Linked DNA regions of Homo sapiens: region 2 is linked to region 1. The links are chromatin loops, found by intact Hi-C in ENCODE. Cell type or tissue: IMR-90. All regions are shown on one strand.

The links. Hi-C counts contacts between places; a loop is a spot of excess contacts. Peaks named below come from ENCODE experiments on the same cell type or tissue, not always from the same donor. Only the 100,000 strongest peaks of a DNase experiment are listed, where the experiment ranks them.
Region 2: a loop joins it to region 1, with 4 times the contacts of the local background. A loop is called at or near these places in 4 of 110 quality-filtered maps.

Annotation. Positions count from the first base shown.
Region 1 is chr6:168,953,162-168,961,161 of GRCh38, forward strand. LOC105378146 (a long non-coding RNA gene) reads right to left here. Exons shown (of 4, transcript NR_136250.1): 2 at 4,579-4,698; 3 at 1-78. Among named protein-coding and RNA genes, the nearest start is that of LINC01615, 210 kb to the right of the region's middle. In IMR-90, a CTCF peak has its summit at 3,915 (motif pointing right); a DNase peak (open chromatin) is centred at 3,910.
Region 2 is chr6:169,164,169-169,172,168 of GRCh38, forward strand. No RefSeq gene overlaps it. Among named protein-coding and RNA genes, the nearest start is that of LINC01615, 5.2 kb to the left of the region's middle. In IMR-90, no CTCF peak of the experiment used is centred here; DNase peaks (open chromatin) are centred at 1,473 and 3,933; H3K27ac peaks cover 3,967 bases.

The sequences.
Region 1 (8,000 bases):
TCTGTGGCAGGAAATTGATCAACTCTTCTCTGACTTGAAATGTCTTTATTTCATCTTATGTTTAATGAGGTATGATTGCTGTAAAATAAGTTGCATATATTGATGAATACTGATACAGTGACATATTGATTTCCCATGAAAACATGTGTTTCTGTAAGCAAAAGGCTTCCTCATGTTCCTTGGTGTCCATTCCTCCCTCTGTTCCTGTCCTGAGGCAACTGTCAGTTTGATTTCTGCCACTGTAAAATGGTTTTCATTTTCCAGAATTTCATGTAAATGGAGTCTTGCAGTGCATGCTCTTTCTTACTTTTAACCTGGCTGCTTTAATTTCACCTGACAATTTTGGGTGCATCGTCCACTCATTGCGTCCCCCAGTAGTTTGTTCCTTTTTATGGCTGAGTCGTTGCCCGTTGCATGAGCACAGCACAATTTATCTACCCATTTACCTGCTAATAGACATTTATATTATTTTCTATATTATTTAATATATATATTTAATATATTATTTAATATATTATTTTTATATTAAAAATAAAAAATGATATGAGCATTTGTATCCAAAAATTTGGGTCTCAAATGTATTAATTCTAGGAGTAGAATATCTGAGTCATATGGTAGGTGAATGTTTAATGTTTTATAAATTGACCACACTGTTTTCCAAAACGGTTTACATTCTCAGCCGAAGTGTATAAGAGTTGAAATTGCTCTGCATCCTCACCAGCGTTTGCTATGGTCATACTTTTAAATATTAGATATTCTCACACGAGTGCAATGGTATTGCTCTTATGGTTTTAACCTCCTTTTCCCTAAAGACTAGTACTGTTGAGCATCTTTTCCGTTGCTGATTTGCCATTTGTGCATCTTTTCTTCTTGTTGTTGTTGTTGTTGAAATATCCATTAAAATATTTGTCCAACTCAGTCCACAAATGTACTGAGTTGTTTGTTTTCTTACCATTGTGTTATAAATTATTTATATATTCAGAACAAAAGCTCTTTTTCAGATATTTATTTTGCAAATACTTCCTTTCAGTCTATTAAATAATTTTAATGATGTCTTTTGAAGAATAAAAGATTATAATTTTCATTTTTTTAAATTTATAATGTATAATTTCTTGTGTCCTCTTTAAGAAAACTTTGCCAAACAGAAGATCACTAATCTTATGTCCTATTTTTATTCCATAAATGCTATTAACTAATTATTATTGGCATTTATAGAAAATTCCTCCAGACAGCAGCAAAGTATATCTTTAAATTGAAATATTTCCCAAGATAGCTGATAGTCTGTGCCATAGACTAAACCTTAAACATGAAAAAAGAGTAGAAAACAAGCAAAGTATGTTCTGAAACCATAATGAAATTAACTGAAAATAAACAAAAATATATCTGGAAAATCTCTGAATATATGGCAAATAAACAACACACTTCTAAATGAATGATGGGTCAAAACTGAAGTCTTACACTAAACTAAAAATATTTTGAATCAAAAATTAAAATACAATATATCAAAATTATCAGGATGCAGCTAAGCAGTGCTTTGAGGGAAATGTAGAGTACTAAGTGCTTGTAATAGAAATCAGGAAACACCTAAAATCAGTAATATTACAAACATCTCTATGCCCAAAAGGAAACAACTTACATGAAAATTAAAAATGTTTCTACCTGTAATAATGAACATTTGGAATTTGAATTTTAAAAAAAATGTCATTTGCACAACATGGCTGGGCCTGGAGGACATGATTCTATGTGAAATAACCCAGACACAGAAAGAAAACAATTGAATGATCTCACTTATATGTGAGATATTTTTTTAAAAACCCTCAAACACACAGAGACAGAGTGTGTAACAGTGTTTCCATGGGTGGGGGTTGCAAGAGGACATGGGGGGATGTAGGTCAAAGGGATCAAAATATCATAGAAGGTAGGTGGGACAACAGTTCCGGAGACTGGATGCACAACGTGAGGGCCAAACTTCATAAAATTATACCATGTTAAGGATTTTTGTTAAATAAGTAGATTTTAGCTGCCTTTGTCACAAAAAATATGTGAGATAATAGATATGTTAATCTGTTTCACCACTGTAACCATTTTACCATCTATATTTCATAGCATCATGTTGTAAACCTCAAATATACACAATACTATTTAAAAGGCACTAAATCGTACTAAAATAAATGAAGCATTAGGTATAAATATAACAAAATAGGTGCAGCGTCTGTATGCTGAAAACTACAAAACACTGATGAAAGAAGGAAGAAATATCTAAGTAAATGAAGAAATATGCAGTTTCATGGATTTGAGGCTTAATATTTCAAAGATGTCCATTCTCCCATTTTCCCTGATTTGAGCAATGCAATCTCAATAAAATTCCAGCAAGTCTACTTTGTAAATAACAACAAGCTGAATCAAAATTCATGTAGAAAGGCAAAGAAACTATAATAATCACAAAAATTCTGCAAGAAAAACAAAACAAAATTCTGGAAAATGAACAAAACAACAAAAGTAAAGTACTCACATAACTTGATTTTAAGACACTATAACGTGACAGTAAACAATAAAATGTGGCATTGGCACTGGGATAGGCAATCAATGGAACAAAAGTAAGAATAGAGAAATTGACTCAGACATATATTGACAAGTGACTTTTGGCATAGGTACAAGTCATGTTAGGAAAGAAAGAGAATCCTTTCAGTTAATTGTGTTGGAACATTTGATATGCAAATGTCCCAAATAGGACCAATATATACCTTTTCCATATACAAACATTAATTCATAGTGGATTATAGATTTGAATGTAAAATGCAAAACCATACAACTTCTAGAAAAAAAACATAACAGAAAAGCTGCATGGCTTTGGTTTTGGTGGTGAGTTTTAAGATACAGTACCAAAAGCATGCTCAATGAAAGAAGAATTTTTAAAATTTGACTTTAACAAAATTTAAAGTGTTTGCTTTGCAAACGACCTGTAAATATGGTAAAAAAGCAAGCCACAGACTTGGAGCTATTACTTGCAAATTTCATATTTGATAAAGTACTTATATCCAGAATTTTTTCTCTCTCTCCCTATTACCCTCAAGTACTACTAAAGTTAAAGCTTAAAATAAAATTGACAACACCAAATGTCGATAGGCATGTGAAACCACAAGAATTCCCATTGCTGGTGGGAATACAAAAGTAGTATTCTACTTGGACGTCCACACCCCCTGGATCACAGATTGCCCATTTCTTATAAAGATAAACATACAATCATCTCATGGCCCACAAAGTCCTGTCCTAGATGTTTATCTAAGTGAATGGAAAACTGTGTTCACACAAAAAACAATTTGCAGATGTCTATAACAGTTTTATTCATAACACCTCAAACTGGAAACAACCAAGTTGTCCTTCAACACGAGTGGAGAAACAGACTGTGGTGTGTTCACACGACGTAAGGCTACTCAACAGTGAAAGGAGTGAGTAACCGACTCACAGGATGTAGATGAATCTTAACTGCATTTTGGTAAGTGAAAAAGGCAGCACCCAAAGGCTGCATATTACATGTTCCACTTATATAACATCCTGGAGGAGGCAAAAATGTAGGAACGGAAAAGGGGGCAGGGCTTCTAAGGGTTTGGGGATGGGTTGATGAGTGATGGAACTGTTCTGTGTGGTAGTGGGTGGAAGATTTTTGACTGCATTTCTGTGTTGTGGAAAGACATGGAAAAGCTAAAAAGTCAAATTTATCGTATGCAAAGTAAATAAAAACTCAACTAGGATTTGAGGAAATCTCAAACTAGAAGGATGACTGTGACAAATGAATCTAACTGATTACAAATGATGACACAACTCAGAAATGTTGCTCCAGAATCAGAGAAGAGAAGTGTGAATCTGGTGGGGAACTCAGCCGGGCAGGCTGGGAGCTGTCAGGCCAGCCACTTGGTGGTGCCAGAGGACCTCCAATAGAAGCTTGCACATGATTTTACATAATTTACCCAGACAGCAAAGAAGGCTCAGCCACTGCACTCAATCAATACCAGTGAGGACACTGCCACACTTGCTGAACACAACCCTGGAGCACGTCTACAGGTCAACAGCATGACACCGATAAAACTGAAAAATGGAAAAAGCACAGGAGCCCGAGCCTCTACACACAGAACCTGGGCCCCTTTTTGAATTTCATATGACTACACTGTATAATGAGTTTTGACTGTGTCCTGGTCATTGTTTAATTTTTCTCAGAATTTACTTGGAGTTTTACTGGTTGGAGATTTATGGACTGTATGGTAGAGAAAGCAAACATATAAATAAGCATAATTATGCTGGCTCCCAATGTAAAGAATGAATTCATTGTTCTAGTTTTGCTGGAGTTGTCACTGAAGAGCTCTGAAAGAAGCCTTCTGCCTGCTCAGAACCTTGAGGCATCCAGTGGCACCACAGAGCTAAAGCCATCCAAAGCATCTGGCGTAGCTTCCCTGGTAAAGATGTCACACTAGTCTCATGAGTCCACACTCCCTGAGAGCCCTATAAACTCTCACCATGTGAAACTATCACAGGTTCGCCATTATGCAAAGTATTTACCCCAAAATTTCAACTTTATCTTACTTCAGGCAGACATAGAAGAGGTACTTCCAAAGGTTCATGCAGTGTACTTAGGCTCATGGTCAATCAGCGCAGGCTGCCTTTTCTCCATGGCTCCGAAGCAGCTTCCACTAGACCTAAGACCTGGAAATGTTGTCTTATAAGAAAAGATGAAAAGAAAAAACATGCCCTAGATTCACATGGAAGGAAGACCATACTTTGCTTTTGGCCACTAGTCCACAATTAACCTGAGAGTTATGTCACCCAGGTACAACACCTGGTCCCCTGTCCCGTCAGAAACATTTACAGCAAAGATAGTCAGGAATGTACCAGAGCAGATGATGTTCTGGAGAACCCAAATTACGCAGATGAAGACAACTTATTTCAAAAGAAAGAGAAAATTGTGAGAAGTGAAGTTTCCGCCAATACCCACTGCAAGTGTGCCAGATGACTGGCTCTAGAGTGTCATCCTCGAATCTGGGGGCTTTCCTTCCCTGTTTTCCTGGGCATTTTCTTGGCATGTTGCCTACGTATGGTTCTTTTCTGTTAACAGGCACCTGCTGCCTCTCAGCAATGGTGTCTATAATGTTCCTCCCCCTACTATTATGAGCCACTAGCTCATCCCTAGTGGCTTCTTGTCATGAGTCTAATTTCTGGTTTGATATTCTCACAATGGGGCTCATTCTGACAATCAGAATCACTCCTAGGCTTGGTCTCACTGTCTCTGTGCGATAGCCAGACTCTTGGTATCAGTGTCTTGTGACATATACGTTGGTTTTCTGTGTAATTTTACTCAAACATGAAGTGACATTTTGCATGAAACTCTAATATTTGTTTCAAGGCATTCCTATAACTCAGTTTATCAAGACAGTTTGTTTATCTGTGCAAACTTCTCTCTATCAGGACAACATGTTGCTAATCTGAGCAAAAAGTTCATTTACCAAGTAGCAATGTTCTTGTGAAGGCTCACTTCGAAACTCTTGTCTTCTGTCCACAAACCTTACAAGATCACACCACAGGCTTTACCCAATCCTAATCAATTTTCATCTTAAAAGAATCACCGAAACCTACCATTTATTCTAACAAACTTGATAATCCACACTTCATCCTGATAAAAACGTTAATTCAGGAAATTCTTCTGGCACAGACTGGGGTCTCCGTATCTTTCTCCCTCCAATCATGATCCCGGCTCTTCCGGGATCCCATCTCTGTTGGTGAGGAGTCACTGGGGCTCTGGGAGCCCTGGAAAGACTTGGGACTTTAAAAGCTGAAGATTCTTAAGAAGCTACAATGTATATTATTTGTTGTTTTATTTTATTGACTGGTTCTCATAGCATACATATGTATGAAAAACTAGTACTTATCTCTTTTTTATCTTTCTAAGAAGTCTTTGCAAAAAAGAATTATGTGCTGGTTGTGTGTGTCTGTGTGTGTGTGTACACCGGTGTATGTGTGTAATGGGGGAGGTGCTGGTTGTATTATTTGAGAATAAAGAATACAAGGCTTTGAAAAGTCACTTTGCCCAAGGCTACATAGTAAGTTTTTTGGATTTTGTTTGTTTTGTTTTCTTCAAACAGGGTTTCATTCCTGTTGCCCAGGCTGGAGTGCACTGGCGTGATCTCAGCTCACTACAGCCTCTACTTCCTGGGTTCAAGTGGTTCTCCTGCCTCAGCCTCCCAAGTAGCTGGGACTACAAGCACATGCCAGCACACCTAGCTAATTATTTTTTCGTATTTTTAGTGTAGATAGGGTTTTGCCATGTTGCTCAAGCTTGTCTCAAACTCCTGGCCTCAAGTGATCTGACCGCCTTGGCCTCCCAAAGTGCTGGTATTACAGGCGTGAGCCACTGCACCTGGCCTATAGTAAGTTTAACAGCTGGAATTCCAACCTTGTGAAGCATTGATAAGAACTGGAAAAAAAAAAATTCAGAAGAGTAACTTAAACACATATAAAATGCAAATCCCCATGGAAGTGTATTAACTAGACATTACTTACTAGATTTCATTAAATTCCGGTAGATCTAAACATATTGCAATTACATGCACTGATATATTTTTGGAAACTGAATATTTTAATAGCTTTGTTGAAATATAATTAATAAACCGTACATGCCAGTTAGTATAGTCTCAGTGCTGTGCAACCACAACCACAAGGTAATTTTAGAACATTTTTACTCTGAAAGGAACCCCATACCCGTCAGCAGCCATTCTCTTGCCTGCCACCTCCCTCCACCAGTCCCTGGCCACCACCAATCTACTCGATGTCTCCATGGGTTTGCCTGTTCTAAAACTTTCATATAAACAGAATTATAGAATATGTGGTCTTTTAAAAATTCCTTCAAACTCTGTATTTTCCCTAAGCATATATCTAACTGAATTTATGAAACTTTTGCAATAATTTTAAAGGAAAGTTTTGAGTTACTTATTTTCAGAAATGGTAATATTCAATTTTTTTTAATTCTACACAGAAATAAATATCTTTGAAAAGCTCAGCTGTTGGAAGTGAAGATGCTTTGTCCAAATGGAGAAATAAAATTAGGATGAAGAGACGCTAATTTAACTACATTTTGTGATGGGAAAAATGCAAGACATTTATTAGGGAATCCATTCCCGATCCTGCATAAAAGGGCACAAACTTTGGCCACAGAGTATTTTGAAGGGGATACATGATAATATTAATTAAGCATATATATGGGGCCAGATTTATATTTTTAATAGACAAGTTAAAATACCCAAATTCATGCAAGGCATAAGAATGACAGCTTTGTGAGGAGCAAGCAAGGCCTCCAGGAAAGGGACAGGGAGAGAAAGTGGGAAGCGGATGGAGGTTGGGCTGAGGCCCTGGTCTCTGCTCTTCCCTCCTCCCCACCAGCCCGTTTCTCTTTTCCATCTTTTTCTACCCTCTATGACAAATGAGAGTGTATCAAATTCACCTCCAAATGGGCTAATGTATTTTCCATGTCTCCTTTCACTCGGTTTAAATATAGAAACAGAGGAGTGTGGAAAGGCACTAGCCCCAGCAGAGCGGGTTGGCTTTGTCCCCGGGTTCACTCTTGTGTCCTGGACAGGTCACTTCAGGTCTCTGCTCCTCGGATTCCTCATTTGTGAAACACAGGCAAAAACTCAAGGATCTCCACCTTGCTGTGGTGGTGAATTAGTGGGGTAAATGCTTAGCCCAGGGCTGGCTTGCTGTACCCTCCACAATGACTACTTGAAGTGGATCCCAGAGGCTCTTTTCTTTGCAATAAAGACAGTTTAAGAAAACGAGATTTTTAAATAACTTGTCTGCAACTTCTGCAAGAGATGATAAGAGCATATGGTTTCTTTCTAAGCTACTTTCAGATGAACCGTAAATCTTAATGCGTTCTCCTGCACTGGAGGGAGAAGCTGCTAATGCAAGCTCAGCCCTCCTGTGCAGCTCGTAATGAGGCAGGCCCCTCAGTCCCC
Region 2 (8,000 bases), 210 kb after region 1:
AACCTCTGCCTCCCGGGTTCAAGCGATTCTCATGCCTCAGCCTCCCGAGCAGCTGGGACTACAGGTGCCCGCCACCATGCCCAGCTAATTTTTATACTTTTAGTAGGCACAATGTTTCACCATATATTGGCCAGGCTGGTCTCAAACTCCTGAACTCAGGCCATCCACCTGCCTCCCAAAGTGCTGGGATTACAGGCGGGAGCCACCGCACCCAGCCCAAGTGCATTATATTTGTTGTGCACTTTATTTCTATTATTATTACACTGTAATATATAATGAAATAATGATACAGCTCACCATCATGTAGAATCAGTGGGAGCCCTGAGCTTGTTTTCCTGCAATGAGATGGTCTCATCTGAAGGTGATGAGAGACAGTGACAGATCATCAGGCATTAGATTCTCATGAGGAGCACGTAACCTAAATCCCTCGCATGCACAGTTCACAAGAGGATGTGAGCTCCTGTGAGAATCTGATGTTGCCGCTGATCTGACAGGAGGTGGAGCTCAAGGGGTAACTTGAACCATGGGGAGCGGCTGTCAATACAGATGAAGCTTTGCTCACCTGCTGCTCACCCCCTGCTCTGGGGCCCAGTTCCTCACAAGCTATGGAACGGTACTAGTCATGCTCCCAGGACTGGGAACCCCTGGTTTAAATCATAAGGGAAATCTCAGTTTAAATCTTTATTTTAAAAAAATAACAAAAATGAATTTTCTGCTTATGATGGCCTTATATTAACAGAAATGAGTAGTGCTCACATTTTGGAAGTAAGCCTTCTAAGTTATGATGATGATGATGATTTACTTTTCTATGTTATATATACATGGGCGGTATGAGTTCAACAGTCACTTGCGTATTATCAGCACATGTTAACTTAGGAGGATTCTAGAACTTTTTTCTTTCACAGAATTAGAAGTACCTTTTCCAATATTCATGCCATGAAGAGTTTGTTGGTGAGTTCTGATCCACCCCTCTCAAATCTGCCTATATATGGGGCCGTCCATGGTGATGGGGTGGACAGCTGGGCTCTGCAACCTGCCAGCGTTTTCCTGCTGTGCCCTGAGGCAGTGCTCAGGCTAGCCAAAGATCTGTGGGTGCTGAATGCAGCTGTCCTCATCGTGAGCTCCCTTTTTGTCACCAAAGCTGCTTCTCTTGGTTGATTCTGTTAGGTGTGGGGTGTATCCACAATTTCTTAGGTTAATACTTAAAAGATAGAGACGTACTCAATCCAGGTCCAGTGGAATGCCTTTGGTAGTGGGATTGTACCCAAAGTTCACAGAAGATAAATTTTATATAAAATGAGCCAGGTTTGCTTTGTACATTTCCAACTGTAGAATGAAATTTAGGGGACTGAATAGTCAGTGTCTTATTTCACTTGTGTCTTTGGATACAAATGTTTTTCTTTTAAAACTCCTGACTGCATATTCCTTGTGTGTGTGTGGCTTTTAGTCCTAGATTGTAAAGCTTGCCAAGTCTGCCTGCTGGGAACTGACTCCTCTATGCAGAAGCTCCCCTTCCTCTGACACAGTGCAGGTGGGTCAAAGCCTCCTCCTGCACTTTATCCTTGAATTACACAGGAACTTGCATTGAGGCCATTGAAAGGGTGATGGCTTAGAGTGCATGAGAGCCTGGCCACCATGTGCTAGTGACCGACTGCACCCGCTGTGGCCCTCAAAGGGAGTCATCATCACCTGCCTTGCCAGGCACTGTCTGGTGAAGCCCCTGACATCTCTCCCAAGCCTGTGGGCAGTGGGGATGCTCTCTATGGCACGGAAAGCCTTTCACAGTCAGCGTGAGATAGTAATCAGTGTAAAACTGAAATGCGTCTTCTCCTTATCCACTGAGGCGTCAGCTCCCCCGCCGGCAGCAGGTGTGCTGTTTTCAGTGGCTCTGGCACCCATGGCTGTGGGTTGTGCTCTAGCAGTGTCTTCATCACAGAGGCACTTCCCTGTGTGCTGCGGCTTTGCCACCAGGACATCTTCTGCACACACTGTCCTGGGTAGGCCTTAGAGCTATGTCTGGACCAGAGAGCTTGAAACTGTGCCTACAAACCTGCTTCTGTCTCCCTGTGAATTTGAATAGGGGAGGTTTGGAGATCATGAAGATGAGCCCTTAGCGACATAGAGACGACGATTCCCTTTTCCTACTAGCAGTGACCCTCTTAGCCAGCAACCTGAGTAGCAGGTTTATCTAGGCGTCTTGTCTCCTGGTCTGTTTCTAGAGCTTTCTGCTTTGCCTGGCTTTAGAGAACTTGCTTTCTGTCCATGCCCTGTAAGGGATGGAGTGACTGATTTGCAGTTTCCAGGGGGACAGTGACTTTGAGAAGATCCCTGCATTGCACACACCACAGGATTTTACCGTACAGCAGAAACACTTCTGCCTCTGTTCATGAGGTGGGCTGGTAGAGGGCGGGCGCGTCCCCTAGGAAAGCTGAAAAAAGGGGAAAGTAAGAGAGTTCTTGGTGGAAGTATTTTTGTTTGTAACTTTGCCTCCTATAAGATATTAGAGAAGAAAATCGTCCGAGAATGGGGAAGTAGGGGAAGAGAACGGATAATCAATCCCTGGATTGGAGCTCTAGTCTAGTTGATTGGTCAGGAAGACTGCAGAGGTTTCCAGGTTGGATTGTCAATTTCAGTTCATCACAACAAGGCCCAGGAATCAGAAACAGGGCTGCAATCAGCAGAAACAGCCCTGCTCTGGACATCTCAGGGGCCTGAACATGAGGGCTGGGTCCAGGAAGGACAGGGCAAATGACGGCAGGACAGCAGCCCAGCCCAGCCAGGGCTCACAGAAGCGCTCCCAGGCAGGGCAGCAGAGGGCCCAGCAATGCTTCTTGAGAGCACGCCGCGGACATGACTTCATGTGGATGTGCTTTCCCTTCTAGAAAGACACACGCCTGGGGCACCATCATCACTCGGCATCCCTTGATGATGGAACTGCCCTGAGACAGTTCCAAGGAGTGGCGGCCCAAGGCCTCACACTGGACGGAGGCTGAGCTCCACTGCGGCCCCGGCAGGCGGGCTTCCTAAGAGCAGCGTGGAATCCCGGGGCTCTGCGCACCGTGCCCGGCCCCGGGCTCCCTGACGCGAGGCAATGCCTGGGCACAGCGTACGGCCACCGGCACCTTCACTCCTCACCTGTGCACGCGAGTGTGGGGGATGAAGCGACATCGGTGTGTGGCGTCTCAGTGCAGCGCCGGCACACACAGCCCTAAGCAGATGCGGAGCAGAGATGACGGTGGAGTCACCCCGCGGGTGCAACCCCATCTTAGCAGGAGGGCCGGGTTTTGGGCAGCTCGGGCCTTCAGAAAAAGGATCATGTCAGCGTGCATGCCACGCTGCACGTCCCGGGAGTTAAATCTAGGAATAGTTCTGACACCTGACTTAGGAGTGTGTTTCACTGCAAGTATTAAGGCAGATCCGCAGACCCATGTAGATGAATCACCTTCACTTTCAGCTACTAGGAGGGGCCCCATGAGGTAGCTGATGAGGAAGAGCCCCCTAGACGAGGCGCAGCGTGGGGCCACGGCCTTGGGATCCGGGCGCCACCCCAGCGGTTCTGTGCCGCCAGCAGGCCCTGCCGCATCTCCGGGCTGGAGGCTTGACTGTCAGCAGATGAGGCCACGGGGTCGGGGTGTCTCTCCCACCAGAACGGCTTCGTGGGGTGCTCACTATCCCCTGGTCACGCTTCGGCACGGCTGGCACGGGCTCCCTGAGGGGCTGTTGGAGAACCCCCAGGCCCCCTGGGTCTTGCCACGGAGACCACCCAGCCTCAGGCTGGTTCTCAGGTGGCCCCTTCTCTACGCTTAGGACGTGGCTTTTCCCAAGCTCTTTCCCAGCTGCCTGTCACTTTTCTTCCCAGCTTTCCCTTCCGAAGGGAGCTCGGCTTCATTCCATGGCTTTCCAGTCACGTCATAAGCATTTCCTCGTCTGACCCACGAACTGATAAAACGCTCTGGACGGGGCGGCCTGCATGCTCCAGGGACTGCATCATCTCCGTGGGCGGCAGGGCGCCTGCAGGCACCCAGCCTTGCGCGGGGCAGGCGGTCTTCTGAGGGTGCAACCCTGTCCCCCCAGGGCCCTAAACACAGCGTCAAAACTGAGCTACCTCCACAAAAATTTTGAACAAACTAGAAATCATAAGGTGGTGAATAATGATATGTTACCATACGCAAGTAGAAAATTGAAAGTTTCAGCAAAAACTAAGTCCAAAGCAACAGCTGCGCCAGGACGGAGAGCCCACAGTGAAATTGCTGCGTGCGCCCAGGGCGGCGGCGGCGCCAGGCAGGCGCGGATCCCGCTGCGAGGGACTTGCCTGCTGACCTGGGGCCGCAGGGAGCTCTGCTTTATCAGGAGAATATTTGAAAAGCGATCTATTAAAAGGAATGCTTAAGTGAATTATAAAAGTCTGAGAAAGGAAATGGGAGAACCAAGTTATCTAAATTTTCTCAAAACTAATTATTAGCTGGGCGAAAATGTAGATATTCGGGGCACTGAGGGTGGTGAGTGCGATTTTGCTTGCACCATTGGCAAAGTATACCTTGAATTTATCAAAATTTTGTCATCATCTAGTCTTAAATAGTTAAACGGTAAGCAAACGACGCTAAACAAAATAAGGAGACAGAGAAAAGTGCGGACAGTTCTCACAGGAGTTTCCACTGGGGCTGCATTCCCAGGGCGCTGGCCGGGAAAGCTCAGTCCACTGAGCACAATATGCTTTCTCCATAGCGTGAGGGCTGCCACCATCTACCGAGTGGATCATTAGGCCTGTCTCCCAGAGACAGCAAAAAATGTGCAGAACTACGTACACATCCGTGGGCCGGAAAGCACTTTCCCTATAGATTCTGGTGCCCTGCGGCTCTCGGATGGGGAGATGCGCGCACTCCAGACCCCCACAGGCCCCCAGAGCACGGTGGAGGGTGGGGGCAGAGTCATAAGAGACGTTTTACCAAACATCACTGAATGCAGCTTTTTCTCTCCCTTGAGAAAAATGAAACACCCAGTAATTTAATTTTAAATTTAAAAGCTGCCTCTTTAAACTTTGTTGAAAAATACAGAATATGCCACCATTCTGCAGTTTCATGTCATGAATGGATAAAGTACGAGGAAAGGGAGGGGAGGAATTTGTAAAAGTTTAATGGAAAAGGCAAGAAGAAAGCTGGCCAAGAAAGAGAGAGGGAGAACCAAGAGAGACGGGATGTGGGGAGGAGAGAAAAGCGTGCAGATGAGGAGAGAGCGGGGGAGGAAGGGGACACAGACAGCCCGGAGCGTCCCTTTCCGAGGAGCGCTGTGGACAGGCCTGAGCAGCCTGGACGGGAGTGACTTGATGATGTGATGGGCGGATTTCCTGGCAAACTTTCCACCTCTTTCAGGTCACACCCATCTTCAGTCTCTGCTCACCATGACAGAGTCACAGCCACACCCGGGACAGAACCTGGGCTCCGGGCAGCAGGTAATAGGAGGATATTCTACCCAGGGCCGGAACAAGCCAGGTCCAGCCTCAACTGCTCTGTGGCTAGTAAGTGCGAGGATGCTGTGTCACAGGTGTCACACGTCACTAAGAGAACGTCGTGGGCGCACGGGGAATGTCTTTATGGCACTGTCTGGAAGCAGGCTGCATCTCAGCAGCTCCAGAGGTTACAGGGGCTGGTTTTCACCAACACAAGAAGTGTTAGAGACAGGAGACGTGGAGGAACCTGTCGAACCTGGTGGGGATCGAGTTTAAACACATCTGCACACACTTGGGTGTGTGTGTCCCAGCGCATCTCAGCCCTGAGTGCCCACACCTGGCTTCCCTGCCCCCCCACCCCTCCTACCCCACAGTCCACACTGCCCCACACCTACTCGTGTCCAGAAAGCTCTCGCTGAGCCTCCTCCCACATCAGCCACTCTTGGAGGACTGAGAAAACAGTGGTGGGGGGCCAGTTCCCAAATCCAGGCGCTCCTGGCACATCCAAATCCGGGACGACTGACCAAGGGCTCGCACTCAGCCTGAGGAAGCAAGTGGTCCTTTGACTCGGAGTAAGAACTGCTCAGAGGCCAACGTGCTCTGGCTCGGGTCCCCCTGGCACCTCCAGGCAGGTCTTTCTAATTTGGTTCCTGAACACGCTCCAGCTCCCATCCTGAGGCCTGCCCTTGCCCTTCCCTCCCCCATTGCTCTTCCCACCCTCCTCCCTTGCCATTCCCTGTCCTCATTGCTCTTCCCACCTTCCTCCTTCCGCTCCCTCTCAAGGCCCTGCCCTGTCTGGTTCACCATCCTCCTCTCGTCCTCTCCTGGCTCCTCCCCAGAGCTTGGTGTTCATTCGGACGCCTTCTCCCTGCAGCCTCCACCAGGGCCCTGGCTGCCCTCGCCCTCCAGCAAGTCACTGTATTTTACGTTCTTCATGGAGTTTTTTACTTTTGAGATTTATCAACTTTACATGCATGTTTGCTGCACCCCCTCACTAGATTTCATCTACATGGGAACAGAGACCCCTCTGCTTTGCTCCCTGCTGTAAACATCCCGGCTCGGGAAAGTCTCTATCTACAGACACTGCTGGGTGCTGAGTTTCCAGAGCAGTCAATGCGATGTGCGACTCCGTGGTGAGAACTGAAGATGCATGAGGATGAGGGGCGCTCGATCCCTGTCCTCTGTGATCTGGTACAACAGAATCAACCCCTGCATGGTGGGCCCCAGTGAGCAGCCTGCGGGATGCACGGAGCCACCCAGAAACACGTGAACTCGGTGGCAGCAGCAGAGACAGAAACATCTCACAGTACACCAGGAATGAAAGTGTAAAATACTTAGCATTTGACAAGGTTTCCAGTTATATGTTCTTCTTTGAGCATCAAATGAGGGTCCCATACCTATTTCTGTGCTCATGTTACAGACAGAATGGAAACACAGAGAGTTACAGAGATGTGATCCAGGTGGGGGCTGGGAAGGGGCTTCCTGCAGAGGTTTATACCCAGGCTCGTGGAGAAAATGCCCTACGAGGGACCAAGCCAAGGACTCAAGCAAACGCAGGGAATGAGACAGCGTTTCCAGGCCAGAATGCGGGAGCCCTTCAGCAGAATCAGGGGTTAGGAAGCTCGGTGACTTCAGGCAGGAAGGCGATGGAACGGGAACAGGGTCTTTCTGTTTCACGTAGGCGATGGAACGGGAATGGGGGTCTTTACTTTTCACGCAGGTGATGGAACAGGAACGGGGTCCTTCCATGTGGGAAATGCTGAGCCTGCGCTGCCAACCGCCTCCGGGTGAGACATCTTGTGGACAGCTGGGACAGGCGGCAGAGTAAGAGGCAGTGGTTTAGAAGTCAAATGCCCTTGGACAATTGTGGAAGCTTTTGATTTTATTATTTTATTATTAACTGAAAAAAATAGAAAATAGAAAATAGAAAAAAATAGAATTGGAGAGGAGGAATAAGTAGATGTTTAGCAACAGAGCGTGCAATGCAGCAGCACACTGAGAAAAGTAGCCCAGAAAGGACGGGGAGCTTCAGGAGGCGACAACTCACAAATATGACGGCCACTCACAGGCCAGTCCTGCAAACGACAGATGACTCCAGGAGAGGCCGGGCGTGGTGGCTCACACCTGCAATCCCAGCACTTTGGGAGGCTGAGGCAGGTGGATCACCTGAGGTCAGGAGTTCGAGACCAGCCTGGCCAACATGGCGAAACCCCGTCTCTACTAAAAATACAAAAATTAGCCGGGCGTGGTGGCGGGCACCTGTAATCTCAGCTACTCGGGAGGCAGAGGCAGGAGAATTGCTTGAACCTGGGAGGCAGAGGTTGCAGTGAGTCGAGATCATGCCATTGCAATTCAGCCTGGGCAACAGGGCGAGACTCCATCTCGAAAACAAAACAAAACAAAACAAATGACTTGAGGAGACGGCTTCAGAAAATACTGTTGTGTTTGGTGACTGAGTGGTTATTCATGTTCTTGGACAATGCTTTCCAAATGTTAGTTTGCCTACAGGTCACGCAAACATCCTGCATGTGAAGGCAGACTCCGGAGGTCTGGG